Linked DNA regions of Homo sapiens: regions 2, 3 and 4 are each linked to region 1. The links are chromatin contacts, found by Hi-C or POLR2A ChIA-PET in ENCODE. All regions are on one chromosome and are shown on one strand. Each heading gives the region's core, a stretch centred on a gene start or an enhancer-like site at or near the end of the contact. The rest is flanking DNA. Distances are from core to core; before and after follow the strand shown.

Evidence for each region. A loop is a pair of places that touch in the nucleus more often than their neighbours do. ChIA-PET counts read pairs that join two places held with the same protein, here RNA polymerase II (POLR2A). Pooled maps may share reads with other maps.
Region 2: a map of naive thymus-derived CD4-positive, alpha-beta T cell shows a loop between it and region 1 (3-fold over the local background). The contact joins the promoter of C19orf73 here to the promoter of FLT3LG in region 1. A Hi-C loop is called at or near these places in 1 of 168 maps with a recorded cell type or tissue (naive thymus-derived CD4-positive, alpha-beta T cell) and 8 of 50 pooled maps. POLR2A ChIA-PET finds 5 or more read pairs at or near these places in 4 of 52 experiments (A549, H1, HEK293T and 1 more).
Region 3: a loop to region 1 is called in a pooled map, with 6 times the contacts of the local background. The contact joins the promoter of MED25 here to the promoter of FLT3LG in region 1. A Hi-C loop is called at or near these places in 9 of 50 pooled maps. POLR2A ChIA-PET finds 5 or more read pairs at or near these places in 2 of 52 experiments (T-cell and activated CD4-positive, alpha-beta T cell).
Region 4: a pooled map shows a loop between it and region 1 (5-fold over the local background). The contact joins the enhancer-like site here to the promoter of FLT3LG in region 1. A Hi-C loop is called at or near these places in 4 of 50 pooled maps. POLR2A ChIA-PET finds 5 or more read pairs at or near these places in 4 of 52 experiments (WTC11, activated T-cell and naive thymus-derived CD4-positive, alpha-beta T cell).

What each region holds. Positions count from the first base shown.
Region 1 is chr19:49,472,392-49,475,977 of GRCh38, forward strand. FLT3LG (fms related receptor tyrosine kinase 3 ligand) reads left to right here and starts at 1,824. Exons shown (of 9, transcript NM_001459.4): 1 at 1,824-1,890; 2 at 2,212-2,281; 3 at 3,300-3,410. The coding sequence starts at 2,249. RefSeq lists a silencer at 2,203-2,282.
Region 2 is chr19:49,117,458-49,121,043 of GRCh38, forward strand. It overlaps C19orf73 (chromosome 19 open reading frame 73), which reads right to left and starts at 1,686. Exons shown (of 1, transcript NM_018111.3): 1 at 945-1,686. The coding sequence starts at 1,565. The coding sequence ends at 1,176. LIN7B (lin-7 cell polarity scaffold B) reads left to right here. Exons shown (of 6, transcript NM_022165.3): 5 at 398-561; 6 at 895-1,003. The coding sequence ends at 916. It overlaps PPFIA3 (PPFI scaffold protein A3), which reads left to right and starts at 2,087. Exons shown (of 30, transcript NM_003660.4): 1 at 2,087-2,265. RefSeq lists enhancers at 997-1,508, 2,871-3,371 and a silencer at 1,698-1,917.
Region 3 is chr19:49,816,380-49,819,965 of GRCh38, forward strand. It overlaps MED25 (mediator complex subunit 25), which reads left to right and starts at 1,910. Exons shown (of 18, transcript NM_030973.4): 1 at 1,910-2,096; 2 at 2,192-2,237; 3 at 2,793-2,917. The coding sequence starts at 1,963. RefSeq lists an enhancer at 1,469-1,828 and silencers at 1,866-2,032, 1,959-2,118.
Region 4 is chr19:49,141,491-49,145,076 of GRCh38, forward strand. It overlaps PPFIA3 (PPFI scaffold protein A3), which reads left to right. Exons shown (of 30, transcript NM_003660.4): 19 at 1-23; 20 at 544-625; 21 at 1,314-1,514. Among named protein-coding and RNA genes, the nearest start is that of HRC, 12 kb to the right of the region's middle. RefSeq lists an enhancer at 162-755. Within about 2 kb of position 1,526, at least 3 of the 41 ENCODE cell types and tissues checked have a DNase peak (open chromatin) inside an H3K27ac peak, as active enhancers do.

The DNA.
Region 1 (3,586 bases), core at 574-3,073:
GAACCCAGGAGGCAGAGGTTGCAGTGAGCTGAGAGCACACACTTCACTCTAGTCTGGGCAACAGAGCAAGGCTCCATCTCAAAGAAAAAAAAAATGAGAGTTTTCCGGACTAGGTGTGGCAGTTCACACCTGTAATCCCAGCACTTTGGGAGGCCGAGGTGGGTGGATCACTTGTCAGAAGTTTGAGACCAGCCTGGGCACCATGGTGAAATCCCGTCTCTACTAAAATTATAAAAATTAGCCAGGCGTGGTGGCGGCACCTGAAATCCCAGCTATCTGGGAGGCAGGAGAATTGCTTGAACCTGGGAGGCAGAGGGGGAGCTTGCAGTGAGCCAAGATCGTGCCACTGCACTCCAGCCTGGGCAACACAGCGAGACTCGGTCTCAAAAAAAAAAGAGAGAGAGAGAGGAGTCTTCTGGAAGGCTACAGAGATTCCCTAGAGGCAATAGGGCGATAGGGCAGGACACACATTGAGGGGCCCCAGGACTTGGTCAGGAAGGAGCTAGAGCAGGTCCTTTGTCCATGGGCCACATGAGCTATTGGGGCTTGTATCTCTGCCTCTCTGCTTCATTTAAATCTTTCTAGCCAGATGGAAGGTCTGACCATTGGGTGCGACAAGGCAGCTAACCCAGGCTGAACAGGAAGTGAGGCAGGCAGAGGGATCAGGGAAGGGAAATGGATGATGAAGGCCAGGACGGGCGAGGCTTTGCTGCAGTAACACATAACCCCCGAATCTGCGTGGGCCACAACCACAACATTAGTTTGTTGCTTACACTCCCTGTGCTCATCCGGGGCTGGCAGGATCCCTGTGCTCCTCCGAGTGGCACAGGAAACTTGGCTGATAGAGGCGCTCTCTCCATGCATCCTCCACCATCCACTCCCCGGTCCCTTAGACTTCCATTCAGAAGTGACACCTGTCACCTCCACCCTCATGTGACTGGCCAAAGTGAGTGTGGCCATGTCCGAGTTCCCCAGGATGGGACCTCGAATCCTCCTGCTGGGGGGGTGGGGGCAGCAGATGTTTCAGGACAGTCTGCCACGGATCAGATGGGTGAGCAAGAGATTCAGGATGGGCGTGATGGGTCACACCTGTAATCCCAGCATTTTGGGAGGCCGAGGCAGGCTGATCACCTGAGGTCAGGAGTTCGAGATCAGCCTGGCCAACATAGTGAAACCTCGTCTCTACTAAAAATACAAAAATTAGCCGGGCATGGTGGCACGCACCTGCAATTCCAGCTACTTGGGAGCCTGAGGCACAAGAATTGCTTAAGCCCAGGAGGCGGAGGTTGCCGTGAGCCGAGACTGTGCCACTGCACTCCAGCCTGGGCAACAGAGTGAGACCCCATCTAAAAAAAAAAAATGCTTCAGAGATTCAGAGATCCACAGATGTGGAAGAGAGCTTCTATTTTGTCTCATGTACCACCTCACCCCTCAGTTTGGAGTTGGAGAAGCCGAGGCTTAGAGAGGTCAAGGGGCTGGCCAAGCTCCCACAGTGATAAAGCTAGTGCTAGGGCGACACCTGCCAGGCCCAATGTGACAAGATGCATCCTGAGTCCTGTGTGCCAAGCCTTGGCGGGGCAAAGTTGGGGCCCGGAGGACGGTAAGACACAGCAACTGCGAGTTCCCAGAGACAGATCCGGGTTCCAGCCCCAGCTCACCATGCACTGGGCGTGCCACCCAGGGAGTCAGCCCCACTGCAGCCCCCGCTGCGGGGCGTCCGGAGAACGCGCCATCTGCGGCGTGAGCGGCCGCCTCTCACCACCAGGGGGCGCGCTCCGCCTGGGCCCAGATTCCACCCCTTGACTGTCTCCCCCCAAAAATTTCCTTTCACTTTCGGTCTCTGGCTGTCACCCGGCTTGGCCCCTTCCACACCCAACTGGGGCAAGCCTGGTGCGTGAGGAGACTTGGACTCTAGGTCCCCAAGGGGCGGAGCCAGGGTCCCCACTCCTGGGGCAGGGGGAGCAGAGGGTGGGGGGCTGGGTTCCCGGGTCCCTAACCTGGGGAGGGTTCTGGGGACCAGACGTCGAGGTTCTTAGAAGTGGAGATGAAGAGTTTTCACCGTAACTGGGGCAGACGCAGGAAGCCTGGGGGAGGAAGGGGCGGAAACTCAGCCACATCAATGGGACGCGGGAGGGGCGGGGAGGCAAAGGGGCGGGCAGGGCAGGGGCTGGGGCATGAGGGTCCGAGACTTGTTCTTCTGTCCCTTCCAAGACCCGGCGACAGGAGGCATGAGGGGCCCCCGGCCGAAATGACAGTGCTGGCGCCAGCCTGGAGCCCAACAGTGCGTAAACCCCAGGGACAAGATCAGGGGAGAGGGGAGGCACAATGTCAGGATGGGGCAGAGATGAGGGGAGATGGACGGGAGAACAGATGGACAGATGACGAGGAAATAGGAGGGGAGATGGACAGATGTGAGGGGAGATGGATAGGAGAGGAGACGGACAGAGGAGGGGGAGATGGACAGAGGATGGGGAGATGGACAGAGGAGGGGGAGATAGAGGAGAGGGAGATAGAGAGGAGTGGGAGATGGACAGGAGCGGGGAGATGGACAGAGGAGGGGGAGATGGACAGAGGAGAGGGCAGATGAACAGAGGAGAGGGAGATAAAGAGGAGGGAGGTGGACAGGAGGAGGGAGATGGACAGAGAAGGGGGAGATGGACAGAGGTGGGGGAGATGGACAGGAGGGAAGATGGAGAGGAGGGGGTATGGACAGAGGAGAGGGGAGATGGACAGGAGGGGGAGATGGACAGAGGAGAGGGAGATGAAGAGGAGGGGGAGGTGGACAGGAGGAGGGAGACGGACAGAGGAGAGGAAGAGAGACAGAGGAGGGGGGAGATGGACAGAGGAGGGGGAGATGGACAGAAAAGGGGGGAGATGGACAGAGGAGAGGGAAGGTGGACAGAGCCAAGAACAAATGAAGAGGACGTGGACCAAGATCAAGAGAGAAGCAGGCAACAGTGGTGTAGAAGGCAGAGGGAGGGACAGAGCTGGAGGAACCCGGGCGAGGAAACCAGACGTGAAGATGAGGTGGTTGGAGAGAGACCAGCAGAGTGGGGGAGATGGGGAGAGAGAGGGGTGGGGCAGAGGGGGATGCAAACTGGACAGCATTGGACCAGAGGCAGAGAGAAACCGGGAAAGACAGGCAGAGATGGGGCCATGTCTCCAGAAAGTGTGGAAGAGGCAGAAGGACACCCAGGGAAGGAGGAGCGGGGAAGACAGAACAGTACAGGTGGGAAGCCCGGAGGAGGGGGCTGTGTGTGGAACAGCAGAGGGCTCCCCCAGCACCCGCTCCCCTGCAGACCTATCTCCTCCTGCTGCTGCTGCTGAGCTCGGGACTCAGTGGGACCCAGGACTGCTCCTTCCAACACAGCCCCATCTCCTCCGACTTCGCTGTCAAAATCCGTGAGCTGGTGAGCGGCGCTGCCCCGGACCCCCTCATGTGATCCCCCTTCCCCCCACTTTTTTTTTTAAGTAGAGATGGGGTCTCTCTCCCTGTGTTTCCCAGGGTGGTCTTGAACTCCTGGGCTCAAGCGATCCTCCCACCTTGGCCTCCCAAAGTGCTGGAATTACAGGCGTGAGCCACTGT
Region 2 (3,586 bases), core at 436-2,935, 360 kb before region 1:
AACTGAGGGGAGAGATTAGAAGCCAGGCCAGGGAGGAGGCTGGGGTAAGAGTCCAGAGAAAAGAGGACAAGGCCTGAGCTGGCCCAGGGCTGTGGGGACAAAAAAGAGGGAGTCAAGGCGGGCGGACATTAGTGGGCTGTGGGCAGGGAGGCCACAAAGATGGGTCTGGACGTTTGGCCAGGGACTGAGGGAACACGGGGCTGTCCCTGACATGGGAATCCTGGGAGGTTTTGGAGGAGGACACTGAACCAGGAGTTAATGACTCCCACGAGGAGGACATGAGGCATTGACATCTCAGGGCTGGCACCAGGCTCACTAGCAGTGGGTCCCATCTCCCAGTGGGGGCTGGACGAGGGCAGCGGGCCCCAGGCTCAGCTGTCTGTGTTGGGCCCTGCAGAGCGTTGAGGGTGAGCAGCATGAGAAGGCGGTGGAGCTGCTGAAGGCGGCCCAGGGCTCGGTGAAGCTGGTTGTCCGTTACACACCGCGAGTGCTGGAGGAGATGGAGGCCCGGTTCGAGAAGATGCGCTCTGCCCGCCGGCGCCAACAGCATCAGAGCTACTCGTGAGCCCCTGGGTCACCACACCCCTGGGGCCTCCACGGGCTCCCTTTAACCCCAGGCTCCCAAACCAGGCCAGTGCTTCCTGGATCTTCCAGCCCTGGCCCCTCCTCTGGGATCCTGACCCTTGACCCTTGGCCCAGGCTCTCACCCCAGGCTAGTTTGGCCAAATCCCCTGGGGAGCCCTTAGCTTCCTTCCATCCCAAGATACGGAACCTACTGTGGCTGGGATCCCTCAGCCCACTTACCTGGGCCCTTGCCTCTGCAACCCCAGTCCTGCCCCTCTTGTCTACCCGGAGCCTCCCTGATCCCGGGTCCCTTGTCCACCCCCCTTGCAGGTCCTTGGAGTCTCGAGGTTGAAACCACAGATCTGGACGTTCACGTGCACTCTCTTCCTGTACAGTATTTATTGTTCCTGGCACTTTATTTAAAGATATTTGACCCTCACTGAGTGTCTGTGTGTCTGTCCTGCATCCCTGGGTTGGTGTCTTGAGATGTGGAGGGAATGCGAGGAGCTGAGGTCAGGCCAAGCCGTTGAGAAGCCTTTTCCAGAGTCTGAGAACAGAGGTTAAGACCTCTCCCTAGGTCTGAAGGCGGAGACAGGCCGGCTTCCAAGAGACTAGTCCGAGGGCGGAGGGCGGAGGCAGGGACCCAGTCTGGGTCTGAGTGCTGGGGCAGAACTGAGGACAACGCTGCCTACCCTTAAGAGCGTCTGAGGGCGAAGGCCAAGTCCCTTCCTCCAGAGTCCTGAAACGCAGCCGGAGCCAGTGGGCGGCCTCTGTGTGGGCGGGGCGGAGCGAACCATTAGCCTCGTCCGCCGGGGGAACCCTGCAGGCCGCACTACTGTCTGCGTGGGAGTCGCGGGTGGGGGTGCCGCGTGCAGTTCCCGAGGCGGGCGCAGGGGTGCAGAATGAGGTGCCCTCGCCCACCGGGCGCTCACTCCACCTTCCAAACACAGCGCGTCTTTCCGGAAGCAGCCCCCGCCTTGAAATCCAACCTTTAGCCTCATCCCGCTGCCCGCCCAGCCCTCGTGTCCCGTGCGGCGCGAGGGCTAGTGCGCGCCACTGCCGGGAGCCGGGGTCGCGACTCGCGTTCCACGCCGCGCGCTACTCGCTCCAGGTGACATCATCCCCCTGCCGGGCTCCGCCTCCCGCCCCAGCCGCCTCACGCCGCGTGCCTATTGGTCGACGCGCCTTATGCCCCGCCTCTCGCTCTCCGCCCGCGCGACCCCTCCCGGCCGGTGTGGAGGCGGGGTCTAGTCGCCGGCCGGCGCCGACGCTCTCTCCCATTGGCCGCTCTTCGCCGTCTGTCAGTCTCCTGTTAAAGGGGCCACGACCGCCCGGGAGCCGTGGGGGGGGAGGGGGAGGGAGGAGGAATTTTTTTGGGGGGAAGGTGGGATTTGGGGGGCGCTGGTGGGCACCCCTGGATCTGGCGGCTGCGGCCTCGCGGGGGGAGGCTGATCGGTGACAGGGGCAGGGGGCTATTTTGGGGGTAGAAGGCAGTGAGAGCGTGAGGGGGAGGGGGGTCCCCAGCGCCCAAGCCGGAGCCAGAGACGCGGAGCCCGCGCGAGCGTCGGAGACAGGGCTCCAGGGCTCCGAAGCGACAGAGCCGGGCCCCGGCCGCTGCCAGGGGCCCCGCCCGGCCCCCCCACTCCACCCCACGTCCCTCCTGCAGCCCAGCTCCGCCCGCAGCCGCCGCGGACCAGGCAGGTAAGAGCCCGGCCCGGCCCTCCTGGCAGCGCCCACCCTGGGGACCCCTTGGCGAGCCTCCCCCGCCTCCCCGAGATCCCGGATTCCCTTCCTCATCCCAGGGGACCCCCGAGCCCAGATTTCACACCCCAACCCCGGGGACTCAGGCGTGCCCCTCCCGGCGCCCAGAGTCCCCGACCGAACCCTAGAATCCCGGGCGCACCGCCGCCTCGCGCCTCCTCCAGGGCCCAGGAGCTTGGATTTCCCGGTCCGGCCCCGGGACCCCTCCTAGAGCCTAGATCCCCCTTCCTGACCCTGTCCTGGGAGCTCCAGACACCCGCCGCGGCGGTGCCAGACTCCCCAGACGCGTCCGCATCGTCCCCGCTTCGCGCACTCCGTCTCCCGTCGCCAGCCTCGGGCTTGCACAGCCGGCTGCGTCCCACGGTCCAGGCAGGCTCGGCGGCCGCCCTGGACACAGGCCCGCTCTGGAGCTGTCCATGGTCAGCGCGCTCGGCAGCCTCGCCTCCCCCCACCTCCTGCCGCCGCCACCAGGGAGGGGGCGCAGGCGGCGCGGGGATCCCCCCGCCGCGCCTTTGACCCGGGAATACCCGGGCCCTCCCCGACCAGGGCGCCCCAGCCTCTGGGTTCTGCCGGCCAGGCTCGTGGCCCCGTCCTCGGCACCCCAGGTTCCTGGGACTCCAGCTGCTCCCTGAGGATCCAGGGCTTCTGAATTTTCCTATTCTGGTCGCCGTGGGGACCATGGCACCCGGGGATGCAGCTCCCACCCCGTTCGGGAAGCCTGTCCGTGTCTACACCTCTGCTGGCCCCAGGTGGTAGCCCTCACCCCGTCAGCACCTAGGAATCCTGTTCCCCAGCGTTTGCTCTGCTTAGAACCCCGCTGTGCCCTGCAGACACACAGACTTAGCCTCCTGGCACCCAGCATCTGCTCCCCGAGGGACTCAGGCGCCATGACTCCTTTCCTTTGGGGGACCCGGAATGTGATTCTCAATGCAGTTCTCTGACTTCTGTTCACACTCCCACTTGGGGACCTAAATGTCTTGGTCCCAGTCTCCTATCCCCTCAGGGACCCAGGAGTTCAGACCCCAGCTTCCGTACTGCCCACCAGCTTTTACTGAGGCTGTCTGCCTCAACCCTCTCTCCAAACAAGACCTCAGGCTCTCACCTTCCAATCCCCCATCATTTACCTCCACAAGGATTCAGGAGTCCAGGCTCCCAGCTCTGTCCACTGCCCTCCCCAGCAGGTATCTAGTTTCTCAGGTCTCACTTTTAGGAACCAGGTCTTCACAGCCTCATCACTCTGCCCCATCAACTTCACATCTCC
Region 3 (3,586 bases), core at 660-3,159, 340 kb after region 1:
AGGCATGAGCCATCTCGCCCGGCCGAAGATTATGTTTTAAAATATTTACTGGCCATTCAAAATTTTGTGTGTGTGTTTGTGTGAAACTAGTCAGGTTTCTTTTTATTTATTTATTTTTATTTTTTTTGAGACGGAGTCTAACTCTGCCGCCCAGGCTGGAATGCAGTGGCACAATCTCAGTTGACTGCAACCTCCGCCTCCCGGGTTCAGGAGAATCTCCTGACTCAGCCTCCCAAGTAGCTGGGATTACAGACGCCCACCAGGACGGCTAATTTTTTTATTTTTAGTAGTTAGAAGGAGTTTCACCATGTTGGCCAGGCTGGTCTTGAACCCCTTACCTCGGGTGATCTGCCCGCCTTGGCCTCCCAAAGTGCTGGGATTACAAGCGTGAGCCACGGCGTCCGGCCCTGGTCAGGTTTCTTTCTATTAAAACAAATATAAAGTGGCAGGGCACGATGGCTAACACCTGGGATCGCTTTAGCCGAGGAGTTTGAGACACGCCAGAGCAACACAGTGAGACCCCATCTCTACAAAAAATTTAAAAATTAGCTGGAAGTGGTAGTGCGCGGCTGTGGTCCCAGCTGCTCCACAGGCTGAAGAGTGGCTCCAGTGCGAGTAGAGGCTGCCGTGAGCCAAGATTGGGCCACTGCACTTCAACCTGCACAACAGAAAGAGACCCTGCCTCAAAAAATAAAAATTAAAATTAAAAGATAATAGTAATGAAGTGTTTCTATTTTTCTATATTGTTATTCATCAGTAAGATTTATTTGCGTAGTACATTTCTGTCAACAAACACGCTAGAAAGATTTTCCCAGTTGGCCGTATATTTTTCAACTTGGTTTATACAGTCTTTTGGGAAAAATTAATGAAGACTACGTTTTCTAACTTTGCTGTAGTGCTAAGAAACTCCATGGCAGTCATTAAGATTTTTTCCCTTCAGATAGTTTTCGGGTTTCATTTGTTGCACTTACATTTTTAATCCACCTGGAATGTATTTACGTTCTAAGCCAGTTTCTGGCTCCTCTCCCAGAAAACAACGCTCAGGTGTTGCTTAGCAACCCGCACTTGGTTTGGTGTTCGGCTTCTTTTCGGGGGGGAAAACAACTGCCCTCCCTTCCAAGTTGAGGACGACCTTAAAGCGTCGCCTAGTAACCTCGTTTCCGCCGATGTGATTGGATCCTTCTCGCGTCCCTCCCCTAGTCCCCACGCCCGAAAGAACAGAACCAGAAACTTAATCTAACGGTTACAAAACAAGGGCAGCGGGCCCGGCGCGGTGGCTCACGCCTGTAATCTCAGCACTTTGGGAAGCCAAGGCGGGCGAATCACTTGAGGTCAGGAGTTCGAGAACAGCCTGGCCCACAGGGTGAAACTCTTTCTCTACTAAAAATACAAAAATTAGCGGGGCGTGGTTGCGGGCACCTGTAATCCCAGCTACTCGGGAGGCTGAGGCAGGAGAATCGCTTGAACCCGGGAAGCGGAGGTTGTAGTGAGCCGAGATCGCGCCACTGCACTCCAGCCTGGGCGACAGGGCGAGACTCCCGTTTCGAAAAAACAAACAAACAAAAAACAAAACACAAAAACGAAAACAAGGGCAGCGTACGCGTTGCATAGCAACCAGGTCTCCTGCCCCTCCCTTTGAGACAAGAGGCGGACCTGGACGCCCCGCTCAAAGATGGCGGCTGACTGAGCCGCTTTCAATTTATTTAGCTTTTGACAATAATTCCGTCTAACCCATCAGGCCCCTAGAAGGGCTAACTATGCCCTTTCTGAGTCTTCCACGCGGTGGGGGCGAAGGAGGATGGAGCTAGAACGAAGCCTCAGCGCGTGCCCCGCACAAACATGGCAGCATTCCCAGCAGCCCTAAACCGCCCGACGCGAGCGCGCGCGCGGCGCAGGCGCATTTCTGCTCATTCCGCGGCGTCGGCTGCGGCTGCAGTGGTGGTGGCGGGTACCGCACGGGGTATGGTCCCCGGGTCCGAGGGCCCGGCCCGCGCCGGGAGCGTGGTGGCCGACGTGGTGTTTGTGATTGAGGGTACGGCCAACCTGGGACCCTACTTCGAGGGGCTCCGCAAGCACTACCTGCTCCCGGCCATCGAGTGAGTGCTGTTTCCGCGACTCTAACCCCGCCCTCCCACTTCAGTTTCGCACAGTTTCTTGCCTGACTCCGACCTTTCACTTCCTACCCTCACAGGTATTTTAATGGTGGTCCTCCTGCTGAGACGGACTTCGGGGGAGACGTGAGTCTAGGGACTCCTGGGCCTGAGGGAGGAGGGGCCGGGGGCCTGGACTCCTGGGTCTGAGGGAGGGAGAAAGGGCTGGGCCTGGACTCCTGAGTTTGAGGGAGGAGGGGCTGGGGGTCTGGACTCCTTGTTCTGAGGGAGGAGGGCCTGGGGGCCTGGACTCCTGGGTCTGAGGGTGGAGGCGCTGGGGCCCGGATTCCTGGGTCCGAGGGAGGAGGGAGCTAGGGGCCCAGATCCCTGGGTCTGAGGGAGGAAGGGCTGGGCGTCTGGACTGCTGGGTCTGAGAAAGGAGGAGCTGAGGCCTGGATTCCTGGGTCTGAGGGAGGAGGTGCTGGGGCCTGGGCTCCTGGGTCTGAGGGAGGAGGGGCCGGGGGCCTGGATTCCTGGGTCTGAGGGAGAAGGGGCTGGGGCCGAGATTGCTGGGTCTGAGGAAGGAGGAAGCTGAGGAGTTCCTGGTTCTGGAGGAACGGGAAGCTGGGAGCCCTGATTCCTTCTCTAAGGGAAAAGGGAATTGAGGTCCCAGATTAAAAGTTTTCTGTCCTCCCCTCCCAGTATGGGGGGACCCAGTACAGCCTCGTGGTGTTCAACACAGTGGACTGCGCTCCCGAGTCCTACGTACAATGTCACGCTCCCACCAGCAGCGCCTATGAGTTTGTCACCTGGCTCGATGGCATTAAGTGAGCTTTCCCCCACTTGGGGTGGGTTGCTGGTCCCTGTGAGGGGCCGTGAATGAGTGATGGCTTGGGGTGGTTGGTGTCCCCGTGAGAGGCTGTGAATAAGTGATGGCTTGGGGTGGTTGGTGTCCCCGTGAGGGGCTGTGAATAAGTAATGGCTTGGGGTGGTTGGGGTCCCTGCGAGGGGCCGTGAATGAGCGATGGCTTGGGTTTGAGCTGCAGGAAACATCTCATACATTAAGGGATTGAAAGGACTTTGAGGGTGATTGTGTTTTTGTCAGAAGTCACTTTTGTGGTGGCTTCTGTGTGCTCAGCAATGTTGCCATCAGTTTAGAAGTAGGAAAAACCTTCCCATTCAGGGAGGCCTGGCTGAGCTCCAGCAGCCACCTTGTACTCCCTGTGTGATTGTCCCCTTTCTGTCCTCTCTTTTTCCGTCTACCCCTGTCCTCCTTTTCCAGATGGGTACATTGTAGCCTCAGTGCAGGGGGATGGGTCAGAGCCAGGATAGATCCCTCTGTGGCTTGGGTCAGAATTTTTTTTTTTTTTTTTGAAACAGTGTCTTGCTCTGTCTCCCAGGCTTGTAGTGCAGTGGCACAGTCGTGGCTCACTGCAACCTGTACCTCCTGGGTTGAAGCGATTCTTCTGCCTCAGCCTCCCAAGTAGCTGGGATTA
Region 4 (3,586 bases), core at 276-2,775, 330 kb before region 1:
AAGGACCGAAGGAACAAGAGGAAGTGAGTGTGTGTGAGTGTGAGCGTGTGTGTGTGTATGTGAATGTGAGAGTGTGTGAGGGTGTGTGTGTGCGTGTATGTGTGTGTATGAGTGTGTGTGTGTGTGAGAGGGTGTGTGAGTGTGTGTGTGCAGCGGTGGTGGTGGTGAACAGAAATGGGAATTCAATGCTGGGAGGAGGTGTCCGTGATCCTGAACTTGCTTGCCTGGAAACCCAGGAGCTCCTAGAGTTTTTATTTTTTCTTTCTTTTTTTAAAAATTTTTTTTGTATTTTTTACATTTATATTATATTTTTTGTTTCTTTTGTTTTTCTTATTTTGTTCTCTCTTTTGATAGGGGTTGGGGGGAGAGGATTTACAGATTCACATGTATTTTTTGACCTTCTGCCGTGTTTTGTACATTCATAAAAGCTGCGTGTGCGTATGTGCATGTGTGTGTGTGTGTATGTGTGCTGATGGGGGCCATCCACAGAGCAGGGGGTCTCCATCCCTGACAGCTTCTATCCTGGCCCCTTCACCCTTACAGGCATGAACTCCTGGAGGAGGCCTGCCGCCAGGGCCTACCTTTTGCTGCCTGGGACGGGCCCACCGTGGTGTCCTGGCTGGAGGTACTGGGGCCCAGAAATGCCCTGACTGTTGGTCCCCAACCCCTCTGACAGCCCCACTGGTAGGGGCTGCCTGGTCCTCCTGGCGCACCCTGCTTCTAGCCCAGAGGTGGGGGTGGCCATGGGCCTGGCAGGTGAGGACCCAGGAGGGCTCGGGCTTCCTGTTCACCTAAACAGTTTCTTTCTCCTTCTCCTTCTGCCCCTGCCACTCTGGCCTTGCCCACCTGGGTCATGGTCTCCTGTCGTTCTCTCTACTCTCTCTTTCTGGATTCTCTGTCTCTATTTTTCGGCACCATTCCCATCTCTGACCACGCTTTTGTCATTCCCCATATTTCTCCTCATGTCTCCGATCGCCCTGCCGATGTCTCCCTGTCTCCGGCTTCCTGTCTCTCCCCACCCTCTATTTCTCTCTCTCTATTTCTTTCTCTCTCTCTCTCTTTCTCTCTCCCTCTCCCTCTTCCCCCACCCGCCCCCCGCCCCCCGTTTCTCTCCCTATTTGTCTCCCTCGGACTCTCCCTCATCTCGTCCACGTCTCTTTTCCTTGTCCTGTTTCTTCTCCTTGCGAACTTTCCCACGTCTCTGTTTCGCTCCCCACCCCCTTGCCTTTCCCCACCTCCCTGTTCCCCCATCTCTCCGATTTTCTCCTCCTCTGTCCCTCTGTCCCCTCTGTCCCTCTGTCCCTCCGCTGCAGCTGTGGGTGGGCATGCCTGCCTGGTATGTGGCCGCCTGCCGGGCCAATGTCAAGAGCGGTGCCATCATGGCCAACCTGTCAGACACGGAGATCCAGCGCGAGATCGGCATCAGCAACCCGCTGCACCGACTCAAGCTACGCCTCGCCATCCAGGAGATGGTCTCGCTCACCTCGCCCTCAGCCCCCGCCTCCTCCCGCACTGTGAGTGTCCGGCGGCCAATTCCAGCCTTCGCTTCCTCAGAGCCCCGCCTCTTGCCCTCAGTCTAGCCAATCCTGGGCCTGCTCACTCCCCTGTCCCACGACCCTGCTTCTCATTGGCTTTTACCCCCCTCAGCCTCCCCTCCACTCCTAACTTGGCCTGTGGTCCGTCCCTGTGGTACTCCAGGAGGGGCCCAGGCCACCTCCTTCCCTGACTCTCTCCCTCTCCTCGGCATTTGCTGTCCCACTCAAATGTCACCACCTCTAAGAAGCTTTCTTTGTCAGCTAAACGAGTTTCCCCATCATTCCGGCATATCAGCACCTTCTAATTTTCCCCATAGCATTTATTGCCTTCTAATTATTTTATCTTTTCTTTCCTTTTTTTTTGGAGACAGAGTTTCGCTCTTGTTGTCCAGGCTGGAGTGCAATGGCGCTATCTCCGCTCACTGCAACCCCTGCCTCCCGGGTTCAAGCCATTCTCCTGTCTCAGCCTCCTGAGTAGCTGGGATTACAGGCGCCCGCCACCACGCCCAGTTAATTTTTGTATTTTTAGTAGAGACAGGGTTTTGACACGTTGGCCAGACTGGTCTTGAACTCCCGACCTCAGGTGATCCGCCCGCCTCGGCCTCCCAAAGTGTTGAGATTACAGGCGTGAGCCCCTACGCCTGGCCCTCGTTCCAACTTTTGATTACGAGACATTTCAAACATACAGAAAATCATGTGTACCCAGTTCAGCGATTCTCAAACTTTTGCTGTACTTGCTCTGTTGTGTGTGTGGGGTGGAGGCGGGGAGTGGGGAGTACAGGTTGAGTGTCCCTTACTTGAAATACGTGGGACCAGAAGTGTTTAGAATTTCTGATTTTAAAAAGTTTTTTTTGAATATTTGCATATAAATGAAATATCTTGGGGATGGGAGCCAAGCCTAAACATGAAATTCATTTATGTTTCATATGCATCTCATACACATGCCTAAAAAGAATTTTATACAATATTTTATTTTTTATTTTTATTTTATTTTTTCGAGATGGGAGTCTTGCTTTGTCGCCAAGGCTGGAGTGCAATGGTGCGACCTCGACTCACTGCAACCTCTGCCTCCTGGGTGCAAGCAATTCCAATCCTCTGCCTCAACCTTCCGAGTAGCTGGGATTATAGGCGCCCACCACCACGCCCTGCTAATTTTTGTATTCTTAGTAGAGATGGGGTTTCACCATCTTGGCCAGGCTGGTCTTGAACTCCTGACCTCGTGATCCACCTGCCTCAGCCTCCCAAAGTGCTGGGATTACAGGCGTGAGCCACCGTGCCCGGCCTACAATATTTTAAATAGCTTTGTGCATGAAACAAAGTTTTGACTGCATTTTGTTTGTGACTTGTCACATGAGGTCAGGTGGGGGATTTTCCTCTTGTGGCTTCGTGTCAGCACGTAAGTTTAGGGCCAAGCACTGTGGCTCACACCTGTAATTCCAGCATTTTGGGAGGCTTTGGATGGCCGATCTCTTGAACCCGGGAGTTCGAGACCAGCCTGGGCAACATGGCAAAACCCCATCTCTACTAAAAATACAAAAATTAGTCGGGTGTGGTGGCGTATACCTGTAGTCCTAGCTACTCAGGAGGCTGAGGTGGGAGGATCCTTTGAGCCCAGGAGGTCGAGGCTGCAGTGAGCTGTGATTGTCCCACTGTACTGCAGCCTGGGTGACAGAGAAAGAGTGCATCCAAAAAAAAAAAAGTTTAGAATTTTGGAGCATTTTGGATTTTGGATTTTCAGGTTGGGGATGCTCAGAGACCTGTACTTGAATGTAATTGGAGAAAGTCATAACATCTTAGCCCCCAAAATTACTTTAGTGGGTCTTTTTCTTCCTTGTAAACACCACATCCTTTATCACACCTAAGGGCATTCACATTGTTGTTAATTTCTTTTTCTTTTCTTTTCTTTCTTTTTTTTTTTTTTTTGAGATGGAGTTTCACTCTGTCGCCCAGGCTGGAGTGCAGTGGTGCGATCTTGGCTCACTGCAACCTCCGTCTCCCTGGTTCAAGTGATTCTCCTGCCTCAGCCTCCTGAGTAGCTGGGATTAAAGGCA